Linked DNA regions of Homo sapiens: all the other regions are linked to region 1. Evidence: chromatin contacts called from ENCODE Hi-C or POLR2A ChIA-PET data. All regions are on one chromosome and are shown on one strand. Each heading gives the region's core, a stretch centred on a gene start or an enhancer-like site at or near the end of the contact. The rest is flanking DNA. Distances are from core to core; before and after follow the strand shown.

Region 1 (2,808 bases), core at 1-2,500:
TTTGAAGGAAAAGTTCAATCAGCCCACTTGCACCTCTGCCTAATGCAGATGTTGTGTGTGCCGCACACCAGCGGCTGGGAGGAAGCCGGTGTAGGTGAGTCGGACTCCAGCGTCCCCTGCATTTAGTTTGCCGTAAAGCCAACCCAGGAACACTGGGGCATTTCACCGCAGCCGCTCAGCTGAGGGGACAACTCCCCTCCAGCTCTTCGCCCAGCGTGACCATGACAACCATCTGGAAACAGGCGTCCCAGCCTTCCTCGGTTCAAAAACCCCAGCCTGCAAAGGCAGGGTAAATAGTTTTTGCCTTTTCCCTTCTATCCGTAACTTCCACCACTCCATAGATTCTAAAACCATCTCTCCTGCCATTAATGCCACTTAAATGCCCTCGACACTTTGGCTGCTGGGTGCCTTGGTTTGGAATGCAGAGTCTGAGGTACTTGAGGTTGTTTTAATTCTGTAAATATGAAAAGGGAAGGGAAGCGAGGCAAATACTGAAGCTTGCAACCACAATCTCTCATCGGTTTGCTGAGGAAATTTTCTAAGATGAAAATAGAAAGGCACATGACGCCCTGTGAAGGACGTGGCCCAGCCGCCTACTCTCTGTTGCTGTCTCCCGCTACGACCTCTCACACAGGTAGGAAGCCCCTGCGGACAGCGGGGCCAGCGAAAGGACAGCTCAGACGGCCACCACACTTGAGTTCTGTGCTTTCCTGGGCATGGGAGGAGCTACAAACTTTACTTAAAAAAAAAAAAAAATCACACAGTTTTTCAACAGGAAGAGTGAAGTAGAAGAACAGATCATTTAATTATACAAACAAAATCGCTTTCCTTTGCTCCAGCGAGTCCAGGCAACCTTTCAAGTTCATTTGCTGCCTGAAAGAAAGGTTTTTAGTATCAGAAAGAACCTCGCTGTCCTCCAATATCCACAGGGAAAACAAGATCAGAAACAAAAGTCCACCATGGAAGAAATCCCAGAGCGATCCAATTTGGAAAGAATTTAATTAACAAAATAAAACGGAGGGAAAATGGTCCAGGTGGGGCCCTAGGGAGATCGGACTTCTGTCCCAGCTGAAGTCTGCCCAGCACACCTGGTGGGCAGCCCCTGGGCCTGTCACTGCAGAACTGGCCTTGACAAGCAGACCCACTGTGCGCGACGCCACGGTTTCCTTACGCACTCGGCATTATGTACAGATATGAAAAAACCCAACGGCAGGTGGCTGGAAAGTGGCTTCTAGCTCCCCTATGCTGGCTTGGCACGTTCATGCATGCAAAGCGAGGAGGTTTTGCGGGCTTCACCAAACAGTTAATTTTGGCAAAAAGAGAAAACAAACAAACAAAAAGCTAAAATTCATAAGCAGGATTTAAAAGCCACTGAAGTGAAAATGATGTATTTCCTCAGCGTTATGGAGTTAGACTACCACTACAATCTTTTTTTTTTTTTAATAAAGTCTCTGCCATCCTCTCCCCCGACTCAGGTCAAAGTTCATAGCAGCAATGCACAAAGTCCTCTGTGAAGCCAGTGTTCTCTGCTCCCCGGGTCAGAGGTCACAGGTCAAGTTCAGTCAGTCCGAAGAATCATGGGCGGGTGCTCGCTGTCCTCATCCAGGCGCAGGGCGCTGGCCTCGTCCTCCAGGCAGGCGCCACCCACAGCACCCAGGTCGTCTGTGTAGGCTGCAAAGAGACGACGAAGTCACCCTTCAAAGGCTGGGGACACACCACAGACCCCATGACACACACTGAGGACTGTGTTTTGGAAACACTGGTGTATATTTATAAACTGAAGCCTGTACTAAGACGTTCTGAATTCTGATTGCTTTCTAATGAACTCTTTGCAGCCTTAGGCAGCTCGAGATGAAGTCATTTGTTCTCTGACATTCATAAATGTCAAAATGATGCCTGCACAGTAAACAGAGGCTCCCTCATGGACGGGCCACAAACTCTCTCAAGCTGGTTAAGAGCTCAAAAATAACACCAGGAAAAAAAATGACACTAGGAGACTCTCAGGGTGGGCTCATGAACTGGAAGTGCCGGTTCACAGATGGGAGTGGCAGCGAGCAGGCACAGCCCTGCGTGGGTGCAAAACCACAGGCTCTCCCACTGGAGTGCGAGTTGGCTTTTTTAAGAAGGTGGCTCACATAGCCAAGGCTGTGGCTGGAGGATCTCATGCATGGGTCTTAGTGCTGCCGCCGGAGGGGAGCCCATTGGCCTCATTCCCCTACAGCTTCTGCACTTCACAGGCCCAGCATGAAGGCAGTACTCGATGCAGATTTGCTGAAGGACGAAAAAGGTGGGAGGGAAAAGACTGAGGCAAAACCCTTGGCAGTACTTTTCAGGGTGGTATCTTGGCTGAGAGGTGGCCAGTCTGGGCCCAAGTCACGTGACCCCAGAGTCACCTGAGCCAGGATGACATTTTCTTTAAAAACGGAGAAAATGAGCCTGGTACGGTGGCTCATGCCTATAATCCCAGCACTGTGGGAGGCTGAGGCGGGAGAATCACTTGAGCCCAGGAGGAGTTTGAGACCACCCTGGGCAACATAGGGAAACCCCATCTCTCCTTTAAAAAAAAAAAAAAAAAAGGAAACGAAACTGAATTCAGCCTTGAGAGAGGCCTTGGGAACACCCATTTACCAACCTCGCTTATGTTCTCAGAACCAGTCCCCATCTTTCCCAGTGAGGAGCTGGTGGGGTGGCTCCGGAGCCAGCAGAAGGCAGTAGCACTCGGGGCTGTGGGGCTAATTACCTTCCAGGTTTGCGTCACGCCCCTTACCAAGTCTCGTTGGGGATGAAGGCACGTAAGTACCTTTTCCT
Region 2 (2,808 bases), core at 12-2,511, 2.5 Mb after region 1:
TACCATGGGTAAACTCAGACGCTTCTCCTTCCTCCTCCCCTTGCCTTTTTTTGTCCAAAGACTGGAAAAGAGCACGTCCGCATCCCCCCCCCAGGGAGGTTCTGCCGCTCTAAGCAACAAGGGCCGCCAGACTGGCCCAGTAACCAGGTATCCAAGGTCAGGCTGCCCTAAACCGCACAGCTCCGGGCACTCATGCTCCCCCATCTGACCACGCAGATGCCTGGCCTTTGGGCAAGAAACCATGCTCTGATTCTCGCTATTCTGAATGCGCTTTGCAAAACCTCCCAGCAGCTGCATCGAGCTATTCATTAGCTGACAGCGGAGACCTTCAGGCAGAACCAGACGGACGGATGGTTTTGGGGGTTTCTCACCTCTCAGTTTCCATTCGCTAGGAGGGAAAACCGGGGGCTTAGACCGCAGGGGTAGTGGCCTCCGGGCCAGACTCTTGGCTTCCTGTTCTCTCTCCTCACCTGCGAACCCCAAACTCCTCTGCCAAGTGTTTCCCTCCCGTGATGGGGGCAGAAAGGACCCAGGTCCCTGCCCTCCCCTGTCCTTTGTAAAGTTTGCCATTTCTCTGTCACCCCTCCCTTGCTTTTCTGGTTTTGAGACCTGTCTTACATCCCTGCAGGGATCATATCCACAGCCTTCTCCCTCAGTCTCCTGGGGGAGGAAGCCTTCTCCCTCCCCGGCTCATACACAGGCTGCGGGGAGCCCTGGGCACGACGAGATTCTCGGCGCCCTGGAGGTTCCCCGGGGACGTCCCGCACCCACCTGGCTCGCCCCAGCCCGGAAACGCCTTCTTTCGGGCGCTTGGCCCTGGATTCCCGACCCGTCCCCAGTTTGCTCCCATCGGGAAGCGCGCAGGTCGCCCTGGCCTGGGAGAGGATGGCGGGGAGGGGGCGCGTGGCCCTTCCCTGGCCCGGCCTTCCCTCTGCAGGACCTGCCGGGGCTGTGCGGACCCCGGCGCGGCGCTGCACCAAACCCTCGCCAAGTGCGCCCTTCGCGTCTCCGCGGTCCCCGCGCGCCCGTAGCCGCCGCCGCCCGGGCGCCCTCGGGACTTGGTGCGCGGGCCGGGCTGGACCCGGAGCTGCCCCTACCCACCCGCCCCGGCACGGAGGTCCCTCTCGGTCCCTGCGCCCCCGAGTCTTCCCCGCGCGCCCCCCTACCTCGCAGTCCCGCGCCCGCCGGAGCCGGCAGAGGCCGCGCCGGGCACCGAGCCCCGGGCAGCAGCGTGGGCAGCTCGGCCTGGGCCGGGAGGATCGGGAGGTCCCGGTGACGTCGGCGCGCGGGGCAGGGACCGAGGCGGGCGGGACTGGGGCCGGTGTGGGGCCGCGGGCAGGACAGGAGGGCCACACCCCTCCCGGCGCTCAGCGTCCTGCCCCACTCCCTCCAGCTGCCCGCGGTGGAGCTCACGTGGGACCCTCCAGCCTCCCAGAAACACCCGGGCAGGGGGGCCCCAGAGCCTAAAGCCAAACAGGTGAGGGAGGTCAGTCAGCCCGGGCCAGTTCGTGCCTCCCCAGGTGAGAGGAGTAAACCCGGCTACTCTGCAAGGCGCCAGGTGAAGAGGTGAACCAGGCCACCAGTTAAGGCCCCAGGTGAGAGGGGTGAACCAGCGCCACGAGGTGAGGAAGGGGAACCAGGCCACCAGGAGAGGCCCCAGGTGAGAGGGGTGAACCAGGCTATCAGGCAAGGCGCCAGGTGAGGGGGTGAACGAGGCCACCAGGTGAGGAGGTGAACCAGGCTTATCAGCGAAGCCCCAGGTGAGAGGGGTGAACCAGGCCCCTAGGTTAGCCCTACAGTCAGTGGCCCTGAGGACGGGCGCCCTGCCCTACCCTGGCCAGCTGTGAGTGCAGCCCTGGCCCTGTGCCAGCCACCAGGAGATGGAAAGGACTCTAAGTGCGGAAGGATGCCGTGAAGGCCGGCATGACGGCTCCAGACAGAGCCCAGAGGCCTTTTCCATAAACTGCCCTTTTCCTCTCTGCAAACCCTCCCAGCACCAGCTTCCCTCGGGCAGCCTCCCACCAGCTCTGCTTCACCGTGCAGAAATGCCCCCCACGCCCTCAGCAGCGCCCCACAGATGGCTGAGGGATTCGTCACCATCGTCCCACACCAGTGCAAAGAATTTTTTTTTTTTTTTAGATGGAGTCTCGCTCTGTCGCCCAGGCTGGAGTGTAATGGTGCAATCTGGGCTCACTGCAACCTCCACCTCCGGGGTTCAAGTCATTCTTCTGCCTCAGCCGCCTGAGTAGTGGGGATTATAGGTACCCATCATTGTGTCCAGCTAATTTTTGTATTTTTAATAGAGATGGGGTTTCACCTTCTTGGCCAGGCTGGTATCAAACTCTTGACCTCATGATACACCCGCCTCAGCCTCTCAAAGTGCTGGGAGTACAGGCGTGAGCCACCACACCCAGCCTCAAAGAATTTTTTTAAGCCTTAAGAAATAACACGGCTGGGCGTGGTGGCTCATGCCTGTAATCCCAGCACTTTGGGAGGCTGAGGCAGACAGATCACAAGGTCAGGAGTTCAAGACCGGCCTGGCCAGTATGGTCAAACCCCGTCTCTATTAAAAATAAAAAAATTAGCTGGGCGTGGTGGCTGGTGCCTATAGTCCCAGCTACTCGGGAGGCTGAAGCAGGAGAATCACTTGAACCCGGGAGGCGGAGGTTGCAGTGAGCCGAGATTATGCCACTGCACTCCAGCCTGGGTGACAAAGCAAGACTTTGTTTCAAAAAAAAAAGAGAGAGAGAGAAAAACAACACAACACTAGGTGTCCGGTGTGCAAAATTTGGAAAATTATGAAAAATA
Region 3 (2,829 bases), core at 16-2,515, 2.8 Mb after region 1:
TGCACTCGATTGGAGGTTTGATAATAAAGCTGGAGTCAGCTGAGTGACAGCAGACAGTTACTGCTGGCCCCAAAGCGTCAGCCCAAAGTCCCATAAACTCCTTTGCAGGGAAATCAAACATCTATGCCATTCCAGGCAGGTGCTCTTTCAGATCTCAAGCGTTGCACCTTCGTGTAGCAATCTCCTCATTACCCCTGTTTTCTCTCCATCCTCACTCAGACACCAGCCCTGACTCCCAACACCAGATGCTCACGGTGAGGGGCTAACCCGGGTCCCCGCGTGGGGGTAAGTGGGGGACCCGCTGAGCTGTCCCCAACCACCCACAGCCGGGAACAGCACCGTAGGGCCTGGTGTCCTGGAAGATGTACTGCGTCCAGCACCGCGCCTGCAACTCACATTCCTATTCACCCCGGGGCTTCCGAGTCCCCACAGCCCCGCTTATGAACTAAATAATTTAATAATGCTGGAAACACTATGGCTTGTTGTGCTGCCTGCCAGACGGAGCCTCTGCCCGAGCCAAGGCTTTGCCGGCGGTGTCTCGGTGGCCGGGAGCCCGCAGAGGAGGTCTAAGTCCCACTGTTCCCGGACTAAATGCACGGTTTCCTCTCCCAGAGGGGCAGGGCTGCGGCTTCTGGAGTGAGAGGTCATTTAAGGGATACCCTGAGCGACCTGCCGGTGCTGCTGGCGTCTGCAGGCTCCAGGGCTGCGGTCGGCGGGGCCGGGGAGCCCCGTTCAGGTGACAGCAGGCACACGGGGGCCCTCGGGAGCTGGGGATCCTGGAACTCCAAGCCCGGGAATTGGTCCTACCCCTGCCGGGCGGCAGAGGCTGATGCCGGGCAGGGGGACTCCTGGGGGCCGGCGGGGCCGCTGCAGCCTCTGCTGTCGCTGAATCAGAACCACAGATTTCTCGTCCAGACCCCGAGGAGCCGCAGAACGCGCTGATCAGGGCCCCAGGGCTGGGTCCCCCTGGCCGAGGACGACGAGCGGGGCTCAGAGAGGGCGCGCGCAGGGCCAAGGTCACACTGCGCGCCGGCGCGGGAACTCGAACCCAGGCCCAAGCCGCGCCCGCCAGGCCAGGTTAAGGAGAGCCGACCCGCGCCCCTCAGCGCGGCCCGGGACCCCCGCCCGGGCCCTGGGAGCCCAGCACTGGCCGAGAGAGAGGGAGACCGCGCCCCGAGCCCGCCGCCCGCCGCGCCCCTCACCTCGCGACCCTCACCTCGCGCCCCTCACCTCGCGCCCGCAGCCGCCGCCGCCGCCCCGCGACTAGCGGACCCCCCAGAGGCAGCCCTCGCCGGCCCCGCCCCCGGCGCAGGAGCCCCTCCTACCGGTCGTCTTCTCGCGAGACGTCGCGGCCGCCGGAGGGGCCACGGAGGCCGAGGGGCGCCCGCCCTCAGCGCGCCTGCGCCCGGCCAGCCCGCCCGCCCCCGCCCTCGCGAGCCAGTGCCATGTGGCGCCGTATTTACGGCCAGAGATCGACTCCGCCCACCGGCCGCCACGAGCCACGCCCCTTTCTCAGCAGCCAATCCGCGGCGTTGACTCCGCCCCGGCGGACCGGGCGCGCGGCGGCTCGGGGACGCGCAGCTGTCTCGCCGTTCGACCCGGGAGCTCCACGTTGCAGCCAAACACGATCCCGTTAACCAACCTTTATGCAGTGCCTGTTGTCTATCCGACCCTTTCTCGAGCATCGGCTCATTGGCAAAGGATCGTGATGCTCACCGGCTGGGGCTTGAGACTCGCTGTGTGACCTTGGGCAAGTGACTTAACCTCTCTGAGGTTGTCGCCAATCCGTAAAATATAATAGGTTAGTGACCCTACCTTTCAGGGAGTATGTGAGACAAACGAGATGACACGGGTAAAGAGCTTAGCAAGATGCCTAATGCATAGTGAGCATGCAGTAATTGTTCTTGGCATCAATGTAGTTTTGTGTGTTTGTTTGTTTATTTTTTTAGAGACAGGATCTCACCGTGTCGTCCAGGATGGGGTGCAGCGGTGCAGTCACAGCTCACTGCAGCCTCGACCTCCTGGGTTCAAGCCATCCTCCCACCTCAGCCTCCCAAGTAGATGGAACTACAGACAGGTGCCACCACACCCGGCTAATTTTTAATTTTTAATAGAAACGGGGGTCTCACTATGTTGCCCAGGGTGGTCTTGAACCCCTAGACTCAAGCAATCCTCCTGCCTCAGCCTCCCAGAGCTCTGGGATTACAGGCGTGAGCCACCGCGCCAGGCCCAGTCATTTTTTTTTTAAATTATGGTAAAATATATAGAACATAAAATTTACCATCTTAACCTTTGTTGTTGTTGTTGTTGTTGTTGTTGTCGTTGTTGTTGTTGTTGAGACAGAGTCTCGCTCTGTCGCCCAGGCTGGAATACAGTGGCCCGATCTCGGCTCACTGCAAGCTCCGCCTCCCGGGTTCACGCCATTCTCCTGCCTCAGCCTCCCGGGTAGCTGGGACTTACAGGCGCCCGCCACCACGCCCGGCTAATTTTTTGTATTTTTAGTAGAGACGGGGTTTCACCGTGTTAGCCAGGATGGTCTCGAACTCCTGACCTCGTGATCCGCCCGCCTCGGCCTCCCAAAGTGCTGGGATTACAGGCGTGAGCCGCCGCGCCCGGCCCATCTTAACCATTTTTAAGCACTCCCTGCAGTGGCATTAAGCACTTTCACATCCCCACCATCCACCCCAAGAACTTTTTCAATCCGTGATATTTTTAGTTGGCCCCCTCCGATGGACTCCCGAGGCAGCCTTCCAACCAAGGTCATCTCTTCACTCTTCCACTCCCTGCAGCCAGTCCCAAAGGAGTTCCGAACCCACCGGGCCCTGGAAA
Region 4 (2,700 bases), core at 69-2,568, 2.9 Mb after region 1:
GGTGGTGCTGGGATTCACACCAGGTGTGGGGCTGCAGCTGGGACATGAGCAGTGTGGCCTGGCCTGTGAGGGTCTCTGTTGGATTTGCGTCTGGCCACGTTAAGCAGCCATTCGTAGGCATGGAGCTTTCCCTCTTCAGATGGTTTTCCTTAGAGGGAGATAGTTGCACAGACCTTTCTCATAAATAACACCCTAGACAATTGTGCTAGGTCCTTTTTATCTTTTCAGAACAGGAATGCACTTTAAAGTTAGGAAACAGGACGTAATGAAAGAGCATGTAAATTCAGAATGCCTGTTGTGAGTGTTGAAGTCATTTTGTGGGAGAATGGTTACTTGTCTCGTTCGAGGTTGGGTTTAAGCTCCACAACAGGGGCTGGGCACAGTGACTCACGCCTGTAATCCCAGCACTTTGGGAGGCCAAGGTAGACAGATCATTTGAGGTCAGGAGTTCGAGAACAGCCTGGCCAACATGGTGAAACCCCGTCTCTACTAAAAATACAAAAATTAGCTGGGCGTGGTGGCATGCGCCTATAATCCTAGCTACTCGGGAGGCTGAGGCAGGAGAATCATTTGAACCCAGGAGGTGGAGGTTGCAGGGAGCCAAGATTGCACCACTGCACTCCAGCCTGGGTGACAAGAATGAAACTCTGTCTCAATAATTTAAAAAAAAAAGAAAAAAAGACCAGCCTGGGCATTACATAGCGAGACCTTTTCTCTACAAAAAAATGAAAAAATTAGCCAGGCATGGTGGTACGTGTCTGTAGTTCCGGTTACTTGGGAGGCTGAGGCAGGAGGATCGCTTGAGCCCAAGAGACTGAGGCTACAGTGAGCTAAGATCGTGCCACTGCACTCCAGCCTAGGTGACAACAGATCAAGACTCTGTCTCCAAAAAAAAGAGAGAAAGCTTTGCAACGTGTCTACTGAAAATATTTAGTTCATTCTGGACAACTGGGTGTAGACAGTCTGTTTCCAGTTGAGTTCAACATAAAATCTCCTTGAATTGTCAGCTCTGAAAAAACAAATCACTTCTTGAATTTTGTGAGGCACAGGCTGAGTTCCCTTAAACGCGTTAAGATAATCTGAGCATCCTGGTTAACCAATCTTGGAGTTTTGGGGTCTGTAAGACACCAGATGAGAGTCCAGCCTTCTGTGCATGGAAAACTAGGTCTTCGTGTTCAGTGCAAATTTAGCCGTGGGGGAAAAACTGACTAAATATTTCTCTTCCTGTGACATTTTTCACAGTTCCTAATTTGTTCTTGCTGACTTCTGAGGCGTTACATTTTCTGGTTGATTAATTGCGTTCCTTGTTGTCTACCCTTAAGGCAGCCAGGAGAAGGAAGTGCGCCTTCTTCCTTGCTGTGCTTGCCATAGATCAATCAAGGTTTGCTGAAATGGATTTAATTGTATCTCACTTGGCCCATTATGCTGGCTGACTGCTTGGAATTTTCTTGGAGGGACCTTATTTGGTGGCCAATGAAGGTTCTTCTCCATTTGGCCTCTATGAGGATCAAGACAGACTTAGCCCCGTCAGATATTTTGGAATCTTTTCACTTTCATGTCAGGAGACCCTAGAAAAAAACCGGAGTCACTTTCAGACCAAACCAACCACCAGCCAGGAGGAGGGTTAAAAAAGAAAACGCAAGAAACCAGGCATGGGTGGCATTTAGTTAAACAGAGACGAGGACTCTTTTTGGAACTCCAAACTCCTACTTGGTAGGTTATTCCAAGATTCCCCCAATTTGCTAAAATAGTATTCCTTTTTAACTCCGGAACAAATCGCTGGGCCTCCCCTCAGATAAACATTCCCGAAATGAGAGACCCGAGAGGTGTTTTGAGGAATGAGCTGAAGTCCAATGGGCCCTTTCAGAAGGGGGTTCCGGGGGATTGGTGGGACGGATGGCTCTGATGTCCTTGGCTGGCTCCGCTTGTCCCTTGACTCTGATTTGAGTCAGAGGAAATCATCTGAGCGGTGAGTATTTCCAGCACCACACTTCAGTTTTGTGACGTGGAACCAGTGATTTTTTTTTTCCCCTTTGTGGTCTGGTCTCTTGCATCTCCCATGTCCTGCTTGTGTGTGGGTGTGCGTGGGGGGTTCATATGCAGTTCCCTGGGTCTCAGCGATGGATGGCCCGTGCTCTGTTTGTAATCATCCACGGAACCTCAGGCGTGGTCTGGTTCCTGATGAGAACAAGATGCCGTTGTCCTATCGAGGAACCTAGCTCTCTGGGGAGCCCTGACCCTGGTCAGCAGCTTGCTCTGTCTGTGGTTTGATCTGGGAATTTGGTATCAGGAGTATAGGCCCATTAAAAAAGAAAAGCTCAGACCAGGCATGGTGGGTCACGCATGTAATCCCAGCACTTTAGGAGGCCGAGGTGGGAGGATCACTTGAGGTCAGGAGTTCGAGACCAGCCTGGCCATCATGGCGAAACCCTGTCTCTACCAAAAATCCAAAAAATTAGCTAGGCGTGGTAGCATGTGCCTGTAATCCCAGCTGCTCGGGAGGCTGAGGTATGAGAATCTCTTGAACCTGGGAGGTGGAGGTTGCAGTGAGCTGAGATCGTGCCACTGCACTCCAGGCTGGGGGACAGAGCAAGACTCCATCTCAAAAACAAAAAACAAAAAACAAAAACAAAACCAAAACCCAGGTTGGGTGTGGTGGCTCATGCCTGTAATCCCAGCACTTTGGGAGGCTGAGGCGGG
Region 5 (2,700 bases), core at 41-2,540, 2.5 Mb after region 1:
CTGCCCCTGTGCCTGTTACACAGCCTCAGGAAGGTACTAAGAGCTGCCCCTTGACGGGGCACAGCTGGCAGCAGCAACCTTTACAAGGCATCACCAGGTGCTGACCAGCCATCACGCCACCTGTACCCTCGGGAGATGCTCCTACCCTCAGCCATGGCTGCGCCTGGGTTCCCCCCAAGTCACAGGCTCTTCTCCTTACACTTGGAAAAGCTGTTTCCTCTGTGCCCCCTTCACCTTCCCTTGACTGCCAGAGTCTTCAGAGAGGATCCCTGCAGAGAGATTCCAGCACTGTGAGCTAGAAATGCCACGGCCTCTAGTTCAGTGTCACCCAGGACCCTGCAAGATACAGCTCCTCACTCTACCCCAGAAGGAAGGAGGGCCCAGCTAGGCCCTGCAGGGGATTCTGACAGGCTCGGTCCGGGAACCACACCCCCACTTGCCTCAACGGGCGGGAGGAGGATGCAGGGGCTTTCCAGCGCGGTTTCATTGACTGCTCTGGTGCCTGTACGCAGTGAGCACCTTATAACTGGTTGTAGTCCAAAGCTGGGTTTGAAGAAAAATTACCACCACCTGCCTTTGCACTCAGAACTCAGAGTAAAGCTTTTGAGCTTGCAAACAAATGTCCATGAATACGGACGAGCCCTTTGCTCGGCAACCCCACCCAGGCGACAGAGGGAGTTAGGAATGGAGGCCACCTCCAACAAGCCTTGTTGTGTCAGCTCCCACCTCCTCGCAAGGGGCCTGTGCCTCCTCTGAGCAGCAGTGACCCAAGTGTGGGTGACGGGAAAGCAAAGAGAAAGTTACCCTGGGAAGACCGTGCCACCCGCCGGCTGGGCTCCAATGCCAGCTCTTCCTGACAGAGGGAGAAAAGCCCTCGTCCCCACTCGACCCCGCTGCAACCTCCCAGTCACAGCCACCACACGCGGGCCCTGGCAGGACTCGATCTACTGCCAGTGAGATCCGGATGGAGCTCAACCCCAGCGCAGGTCCCAGGGCTCTGCACTGCCTGGAACCCGGCAGTTGACAAAGCCTGTGTGCGGTCCCCATGCCCTGCGTAGCCTCCAGGCGGCGCTCGCGGGCCTCCGGAGCGCAGGTCCCAGCAGCCGGGCAGCGCAACTCAGCCACTCACCTGGTACCTCTCGATGAGCCTGAAACCCAGGACATGCTGCAGCTTCCTCAGGCAGATGGGACAGAGGTCCAGGGGCCGCCGCAGGGCCTCGTCCAGGCTGAGCGCACCCTGCATGAGGCAGCGGAGCCAGCGGCAGTTCCCCAGGCCCAGAAGGTGGCAGAGCTCGTGGCACGTGACCTGGGGGGAAGGCCACCAAGCACCTTGCCTCACTGCCTTGCCCCTGCATCCGGCAGATCCCCAGGCAGCCCCAGCAGGACCAAAATGAGGACCTGGGTGAGGCCAGATGGCCGGGAGGTGGTCCAGGCGCCCTCCCCCTGCCCCAGGCGGCACAGGCCACTTTCAGGGCCCCAGGGGAAAGGTGAGTCAGGGTGGGAGGCCACACAGGATAGGGGCTTGGGGCTCTAATCCCTCCCCTGCTGCTTCATAGCTGTGTAGCCTTGCTTTCCTCATTCCATAGAGTTAGGGGTCCATCCACTTCACTGTGAGGATGGGGCAGTGTAACAGACCGAGGCACCAAGGGCTCAGACAGCACCCTCCTGTCCCCTCTTACCAGCCCCAGAGCCCCCACCCACCTTGCAGCACTGAACCATCCCCAGGGCACTGAAGCACAGGGCCCAGCCCCTGTCCTGCAGGGGGGCCTCGGGGCCGTCTGCTGCTGCCTCTACCAGGGCCAGATCAGGGGCGCTGGGCCCCGACTTCGGGAATTCCCCTGAGAACCGGGCGAAGCTGCAGACGCCCACTTCTGGAGAGAGATGGAGAGAAGGGCACTCTCAGGGGTCAGCCTTGGCTCTGGGGGGCCCACCGTCAAACCCACCTCATGCTCTCATGCAAGCTGGCCATGGCCCAAAGACATACCAGTCCTGGGAGGCCCTGTCCTGCCCACATGAAGTTGGGCCCTGGGGCAGACGCCACAGCTGAGGAACAGCCCCTATGCCATTCCTCAGGAGGAGCTGGAAGGGGCCATCTATTCCCATGCACAGGTGTTGACTTCCACCAGGAGGGTGCTTGAAGCAAAAGCAAAGAGGGTGCCCTGCAGCCACGGAGGCCACAGCCCCATGCCAGGCTACCCCCCACGCACAGCTGCTGGGGCCCCGGCTCACCGTGCCCTGGAAGGAACTTGCTGAAGGTGAAGCTCCAGGCCTCATGGGGGTACAGGTCAGACAGTGTGAGGCCCAGCACACACAGCGCGTCCCCTGGCTTGTTGTTCTTCAAGAAGGACAGGATGCCGTCTGCGGGGAGAGGGCCAGAGGATGGGGTCAGGAGGCAGCCGGGGACCCCCATCTTCCAGGCTCAGGCTGGCACCCCGTCATCCTCTTCCTCTGCCTGGGCCCTGCCCCTTCCCAAGTCAGGTGTGGGCCACCAGCGTTTGGTGTGACCTGAGGGCACACAGTACTGCATGATGTGGAGTGACAGCCAGGGCCATTTGGAGATCAGGACATGGTAAGTCAAAGGCCATGGACAGCCCAGTGGGGACGCTGGAGAGGCAGCCGGGCCAACAAGACTGGCGCTTGCAGCCCCAGGAAGGAGAAGCCACCTCAGCAGCTGAGCGACAGCCCCAGAGAGTCCACGTC
Region 6 (2,714 bases), core at 1-2,500, 2.9 Mb before region 1:
GATTACAGTTCAAGGTGAGATTTGGGTGGGGACACAAAGCCTAACCATATCACAAGCCAAATACCATTGTAATGGGGGGCATAAAGTTAACGAGGGATTTCTTTCCCCCTCATATATTTGGACTGGACTGTTATTTACTTATCTGTATTAATTAAATCTCCCAATTTAAATTAGCTGTGTAGAAAATAAAAGGACTGGATCATATTGGAAGTCGAGAAGATGTGCAGTTACTAGTCCTATTGCTTCATTTAATGGTGTTCTCTTTTTTAAGCTTTTCCCCATTTGTGACAGAAAAACAAGGCACCTGCTTTCCTTAGAGCACCACTGATAATCTTTGGTATGATCATGAAACGATTGTGCTTGAGAAGAAAAATGGGCATAAATAAAGCTAAAAAGCAAAGATGCCTTATCCATAGCAATAGTTTATTTGCTTTTCAGAATCTAACCTTTTCCTTCATTTTTCATATTTTTGGATTGGGTTCGATGATGCATATCTCCTATCTCCTCAAATGTATTCCAGTATGAGGAACATGGGAGAAATGTCTTATTTTTATTCGGAGGCAACCACGGATGTGGCCATCAACTGGTGGGTCCATGTGACTTCTTCACTAGATCTGATATGCTCTGGTTTTGAATATTAGACTGGTCAGAGAGCAATGTCAATCCCCCTCCTACTCCATGGCCAGTACCAAAGACAAGCAGTCCAAATGACAACAGCCCTGCAGTGAAAGGTAATAACAGCATTTTGTCTCTCTGAAATGACAGCTGCCTTCCTTTCCAGTGGCCTAACCTGTTTTCTGTACTACTTTGCTAATTTCCATTTGAACATCTAGGGCTCAAGACAGGGCTATGAGATGGAGAATTTCGCATAATCCCAGAAATTACATTCTGACTTCTTTTTCTGGCTTAATGTCCTCATTCATAATTCCCTTTATCAAATTGTACCTAATGTGGATGAGTCAAATATCTACATGTGGTTGGGTGGTCCCCAAGTTTGGTTGGAAATACCAAGGTATGAAAGGCCTCTGAGGTTTGCTATTTTTAGCCAGAAATACCATTGCCACCACCAAATAGGGCATTTAATTTGTGCACCTCAGAAAGGGCCAGGTTTCATAGTTGTCAAAAGAGGTCATTTCAAGTTCATGAGATCTGTTCTCTTTTGGGACAGGTCCCCCAAGGGAGCCTCTGCTCGACTGAAGATATCATCTGTGTTTGCAGCTCTAGCTCTGTTTCTTTGGTATCACTGACTTTCTCTTGTTGGCCACAGGAAGTTGAAGGAAGTGTGTACTCCATTATCATCAAAAAATGTTCCCATGATGCTCTTTTAAGTGTTATGCAAATAAGTTGCACCTGCTTTGTCTCCAACAGTGGCTGCCTGGGGAATGTGAGGATTGTCCCAAAGCACAATCACTGGCTCCTCACGGCAAGGCCATGAGAACGCTCAGAAGACCTCCTAAGACCCTTGAGGAGGTTAGAAGGAAGGGGAAACAAGCATGTAGCATCTTTTCACTAGAGTCGTCTTTAAGATATTTTGATATCCTCTAGCAAGAATAGAGATAGGCTAATCCAGCGAAATCAGTATTGCCTTTTTTTAGGCAATACCCTGCCCACTCCCCCTCCAACTAAGCTACAGTGAGCTCTCTTGTCTCTGATACTCATATCAAGATAAACCAGATGATTCCAGGGCTAATTGCACATGGAATTCAATGTTACATAGTAATAACTTGCATATTACCCACTAGTCTTGATATAGTTTTCTCACCATCATAGATACACTGATTTTTACATGTAGATACATTAATATCTACAAAAGACTTTTTTTACAAAAAGAGGGAGGGGAATCCGAAGTATAAAGTGATCGGTACACTATCTTAGCATTTCAGTGCCATTTTGATGAAAGGATCAAAGGCCCTGTTTATACTGATATAATCCCATTGCCTCTATCCCCTCACTAACCACTTTTAGCAACTTGTCCTACCAACACTTCCTGAGACTCTTTTCAGCCAGATGGCAAGCACATTCCTAGCTGCTCTCAGCTAGAAGGATCACCCATCAGAGACGTTTTCTTCATGTTTCTGACACTCCCACCTGTTGGAGAAGAAAAAAACACAGGTCATCCAAGCCAATGAACTTAGATTCTCATGTGGAATGATTTATGTATTTTAAACAAAGCCTTCATCTTATTTAGAAATCACTTGCATGAGGCACTCTTTTGAAAATGTTCTCCTCATCTGGAAAATAATTTGGCTGTATAATCGTGGTATTCAGGAAGTTAGGGCAGGTGTTTAGGTGGAAGAGCAGAAGGGAGTATTCCAATGAGGCTGAAGAGTGAGGGGAATTGACCCCCTGGGAGAAGGGAAGGCATGTCAGGGCCCTCCTTTTAACAGGAAAGGATTGAAGAAGGCAGTGACCCTGAGAGAAGAGGAGAAGCCAGGCCTGGGCGCCAAACACTTTTGGGCCTGTTGCTTTGAAGGGTAGAAAGAGTGGCCATAATATTTCTCCTGACCCAGCAGATTTGAAAAGATTCCTCCAGCAGACAGTGGAAAGCCCCTTGCTTCCTCAGCCATTCAGTCTGATTTCTGAAATAACTATGCTATTTCCTGGTTGTGGTGAAGTGGCAGGGCCCGAGGGTTTGATCAGCTTTTCATGGGCTATGGCCATTAGTGGGGTTGGGGTGCAGGTGGGAGTTTGTTAACACAAGAGCTTGTTATTCT
Region 7 (2,835 bases), core at 116-2,615, 2.6 Mb after region 1:
GCCACAGACAACGCAGTTCTGAAGAGTCCAGGTGCTAGGCTGCCCGCGGAATACCGGATTCCCAAGCCATTTTGATAAGCAAAGCCATCCCCACCCCACCATGGGGCTCTGCCATGATCCGTCCAGAGAGAAACTCCGGGTGACCAGGGACCCTGGTCACGGGGCTTCTGGAATCCGGATCTCTAGGCAGGAAGGAAATGCCCACAGCTTGGTCCCCTGCCCCGCACTCAAATGACAGTAGCTTGGCGATGGGGGTGGTGCTGGGGCCTGGCATGATGCCAGGCTAAGGGCTCCCCTGGGAGAGGGCTGCAAAGGGCCCCCAGCCGCCCCCCAGGTCTGCCTGGGCTCAGCCGCTTCCAGCCTCCCTGCCTGAGGCCCACGGTGCTTCCTGGCCGCCGGGCCTCCCTCCCCCGGGGGCTACAGGCAGCCTGGTCTCCCACGGCCACACACGGCACCCTGTGTACATCCCACAGCCTGACCGCCAAGCAGGGGGTCATTACCGGCCACAGAGGGCTGGCGGCGGCCCAGGCCATTCACCCACTGGAAGCCTGGCAGTGGGATTCCCCAGTCGGGGGTGAGTGGGCGAGGAGTCTCTGCCTGCCTGCACCCAATGTGCTCAGGCACCCGCTCTGATCTCAGAGCCTGGGGGTCATCTGGGGAGGGGTCTCTGCTGGGACACAGCACCAGGCCGCCAACAGTGATGGTGGAGAGGCCCTCCACTGGCCAAGGGGGCTCACGGAGTGGGGAGAGGCAGCTCCATGAAACCCAGGGGCCTTAGTGACACCAGAAGGGAAGGCCAGAATCGGGAGGGGGGCCGTGGACCCTCACTGGGGGTTGGAGGGTATTTAGACCTTTGAGGAGGAGGCCATGACCCTGGAAGAAAGGGTCCTAGGACTCAGAAGGGACCCTCGAGAAGGAAGGAGGCCGGTACCTGCGAGGAGGAGGTGGCCGTGACCCTGGAGGGGGGGATGAGGGGTCTTTAGGCCCTCGGGGATGGGGGCCGTGACCCTGGGAGAGGAGGGGGCCGTGACCTGGGGTCCCTGACCCCGCGACCCCGAGAGGCCCATGTCACCTGCTGGTAGTCGGTGTCCTCGGGCCGGAACTGGCTGCTAGTGGCCTCCCAGCTCAGGTCGAAGTGGGGCAGCCGGTGCAGGAGGCTCACCCACCAGGGCGCCGCGTAGCTGACCCCGGCCATGGCGGGGCCCGGCCGCCTCCGGATGCGCGCGGCCTGCGCGGGGCTCCCTTGCTGGCCCGGGGCGCGGGCTTCAGGGACCCGTCGACCCCCGCCTGGCCGCCCGCATCATCCGCGCGCTCCTGGGCCCGGCCCGGCCCGGCTCGGCCCGGCTCGGCTGCGCTCGGCTCCGCTCGGCCGCCCGCGCCCGCCGCCTCTTTGTTCGCCGCCGCCGCCGCCGCCCCCTCCGCACCCCCGCCCGTCCGCCCGCCGGCCCCGCCCCCGAGCCTCCATTGGCCCGCCTCCCGCCAGCCCAGCCCCCGCGCGCCCCGCCCTCTGTCCCGCCTCTTACCCACCATTGGTCTATCCCCCGCCGATCCCGCCCCACAGCGTGCCCCGCCCACTCGCTCCTGAACCTCTATTGGTCCTTTTACCTGATGGTTTTGCCCCTCCACTCGCATCCCCGCCCATTACCCAATGGCCCCGCCCCTCCACGTGTCCCCGCCCTTCGGCCCCGCCTCTGTACCGTCATTAGTCCGCCGGCAGAAGCTCCGCCTACTTCCTCGCCTTCTTGGAGGGACGCCTGGCCCCTAAGGCGCTGGAAGACCGACCCTCAGCGCTGTAAGACCCGGGCCAGCCAGTCTTTCCACGTGGCCGTGGGGGCTGGAACCCTGGCTGCATATGCAGCTGCGCTTCATTCCATGAATTCGCTCTTCGTTTGGATCTTTGCATGTTTCTTATTTGACTCGAGGGTCCGGCCTGGTGGGCTGGGCTGGTCTTGGCCTCCCCATTGCACACACAACAGCCCACAGCCCGCAGCGCCCAGCAAGGCACCGAGTGGCCTATCTGTACAATGGACATGATCTGGATTCAGGGCCTGGCTGGGGCACCTAGAGCTGTGTGATCTGGGGCAAGTTACTTAACCACTCTGTGCATCGGTGTCCTTGTCTGTAAAAGGGGATGATAAAGCTACGAGTGTTGGCAGGGCGTGGTGGTGGTTCATGCCTGTAATCCCAGCACTTTGGGAGGCCGAGGCAGGCGGATCACCTGAGGTCAGGAGTTCGAGACCAGCCTGGCCAAAATGGTGAAACCCCGTCTCTACTAAAAATACAAAAATTAGCCAGGCGTGGTGGCGGGCGCCTGTAATCCCAGTTACTCTGGAAGCTGAGGGAGGAGAATTGCTTGGACCTGCGAGATGGAGGTTGCGGTGAGTGGAGATTGCGCCACTGCACTCCAACCTGGGCAACAGAGTGAGACTCCATCTCAAAAATAAAAAAAATTTTTTTTAAAAAGGTACGAGTGTTAAGTGGATCCGCAGGTAGATTCAGTCCCCATCCGGCCTTCCCTCTGGGGAAGGTTGAGTCTTTTGTCAAGACCTAAGATGAAGACGGTGCCCTGTTCTGGTGTCCTGGGGCCTAAAAATTCAGGCACCTGCCAGAGAGGGCCCATCATGGGCTTTGGAGCCACACAGCCAAATTTCCTAACAGGGCCTCCCCATGCCTGTGCCTCCTCCTTTGCTAAAGGGGAGATGGGAGCTGCCAGAGCCAGGAGGATGGACATAGTGCGTGCTTGGGCCCAGGTGCACGCCTCCCTCCGCACTCTAGGGCAGTGGGTGCATCCTGGCTCTGCTTCATCACCTGGGGCCTTATTCCTGGACCTCCTGT

The links. A loop is a pair of places that touch in the nucleus more often than their neighbours do. ChIA-PET counts read pairs that join two places held with the same protein, here RNA polymerase II (POLR2A). Pooled maps may share reads with other maps.
Region 2: a loop to region 1 is called in a map with no recorded cell type, with 8 times the contacts of the local background. The contact joins the promoter of AMZ1 here to the enhancer-like site in region 1. A Hi-C loop is called at or near these places in 2 of 37 single-sample maps with no recorded cell type and 3 of 50 pooled maps. POLR2A ChIA-PET finds 5 or more read pairs at or near these places in 1 of 52 experiments (activated B cell).
Region 3: a pooled map shows a loop between it and region 1 (7-fold over the local background). The contact joins the promoter of CHST12 here to the enhancer-like site in region 1. A Hi-C loop is called at or near these places in 5 of 37 single-sample maps with no recorded cell type and 5 of 50 pooled maps.
Region 4: a loop to region 1 is called in a pooled map, with 6 times the contacts of the local background. The contact joins two enhancer-like sites. A Hi-C loop is called at or near these places in 2 of 37 single-sample maps with no recorded cell type and 2 of 50 pooled maps.
Region 5: a loop to region 1 is called in a map with no recorded cell type, with 6 times the contacts of the local background. The contact joins two enhancer-like sites. A Hi-C loop is called at or near these places in 1 of 37 single-sample maps with no recorded cell type and 2 of 50 pooled maps.
Region 6: a map with no recorded cell type shows a loop between it and region 1 (7-fold over the local background). The contact joins two enhancer-like sites. A Hi-C loop is called at or near these places in 1 of 37 single-sample maps with no recorded cell type and 2 of 50 pooled maps. POLR2A ChIA-PET finds 5 or more read pairs at or near these places in 1 of 52 experiments (K562).
Region 7: a map with no recorded cell type shows a loop between it and region 1 (11-fold over the local background). The contact joins the promoter of TTYH3 here to the enhancer-like site in region 1. A Hi-C loop is called at or near these places in 2 of 37 single-sample maps with no recorded cell type and 2 of 50 pooled maps.

The regions. Positions count from the first base shown.
Region 1 is chr7:5,229,698-5,232,505 of GRCh38, reverse strand. It overlaps WIPI2 (WD repeat domain, phosphoinositide interacting 2), which reads right to left. Exons shown (of 13, transcript NM_015610.4): 12 at 2,768-2,808; 13 at 1-1,671. The coding sequence ends at 1,559. Among named protein-coding and RNA genes, the nearest start is that of WIPI2, 41 kb to the right of the region's middle. RefSeq lists an enhancer at 400-549. Within about 2 kb of position 1,250, at least 10 of the 41 ENCODE cell types and tissues checked have a DNase peak (open chromatin) inside an H3K27ac peak, as active enhancers do.
Region 2 is chr7:2,686,655-2,689,462 of GRCh38, reverse strand. AMZ1 (archaelysin family metallopeptidase 1) reads right to left here and starts at 1,261. Exons shown (of 7, transcript NM_001384743.1): 1 at 1,167-1,261. RefSeq lists an enhancer at 293-562.
Region 3 is chr7:2,402,047-2,404,875 of GRCh38, reverse strand. It overlaps CHST12 (carbohydrate sulfotransferase 12), which reads right to left and starts at 1,265. Exons shown (of 2, transcript NM_018641.5): 1 at 1,203-1,265. RefSeq lists silencers at 969-1,138, 1,229-1,598 and an enhancer at 1,689-1,788.
Region 4 is chr7:2,298,614-2,301,313 of GRCh38, reverse strand. The region is part of intron 1 of SNX8 (sorting nexin 8); the gene reads left to right. Among named protein-coding and RNA genes, the nearest start is that of SNX8, 14 kb to the left of the region's middle. RefSeq lists enhancers at 1-70, 71-120. Within about 2 kb of position 1,318, at least 14 of the 41 ENCODE cell types and tissues checked have a DNase peak (open chromatin) inside an H3K27ac peak, as active enhancers do.
Region 5 is chr7:2,708,246-2,710,945 of GRCh38, reverse strand. AMZ1 (archaelysin family metallopeptidase 1) reads right to left here. Exons shown (of 7, transcript NM_001384743.1): 4 at 2,230-2,358; 5 at 1,702-1,871; 6 at 1,130-1,306. Among named protein-coding and RNA genes, the nearest start is that of AMZ1, 21 kb to the right of the region's middle. RefSeq lists enhancers at 263-312, 323-542, 688-1,383, 1,303-1,402 and a silencer at 983-1,142. Within about 2 kb of position 1,290, at least 4 of the 41 ENCODE cell types and tissues checked have a DNase peak (open chromatin) inside an H3K27ac peak, as active enhancers do.
Region 6 is chr7:8,114,252-8,116,965 of GRCh38, reverse strand. All of the region lies in intron 13 of ICA1 (islet cell autoantigen 1), which reads left to right. Among named protein-coding and RNA genes, the nearest start is that of ICA1, 150 kb to the left of the region's middle. RefSeq lists enhancers at 2,414-2,603, 2,624-2,714. Within about 2 kb of position 1,250, at least 4 of the 41 ENCODE cell types and tissues checked have a DNase peak (open chromatin) inside an H3K27ac peak, as active enhancers do.
Region 7 is chr7:2,630,516-2,633,350 of GRCh38, reverse strand. It overlaps TTYH3 (tweety family member 3), which reads right to left and starts at 1,365. Exons shown (of 14, transcript NM_025250.3): 1 at 1,073-1,365. The coding sequence starts at 1,195. RefSeq lists enhancers at 1-476, 1,209-1,940 and a silencer at 1,015-1,424.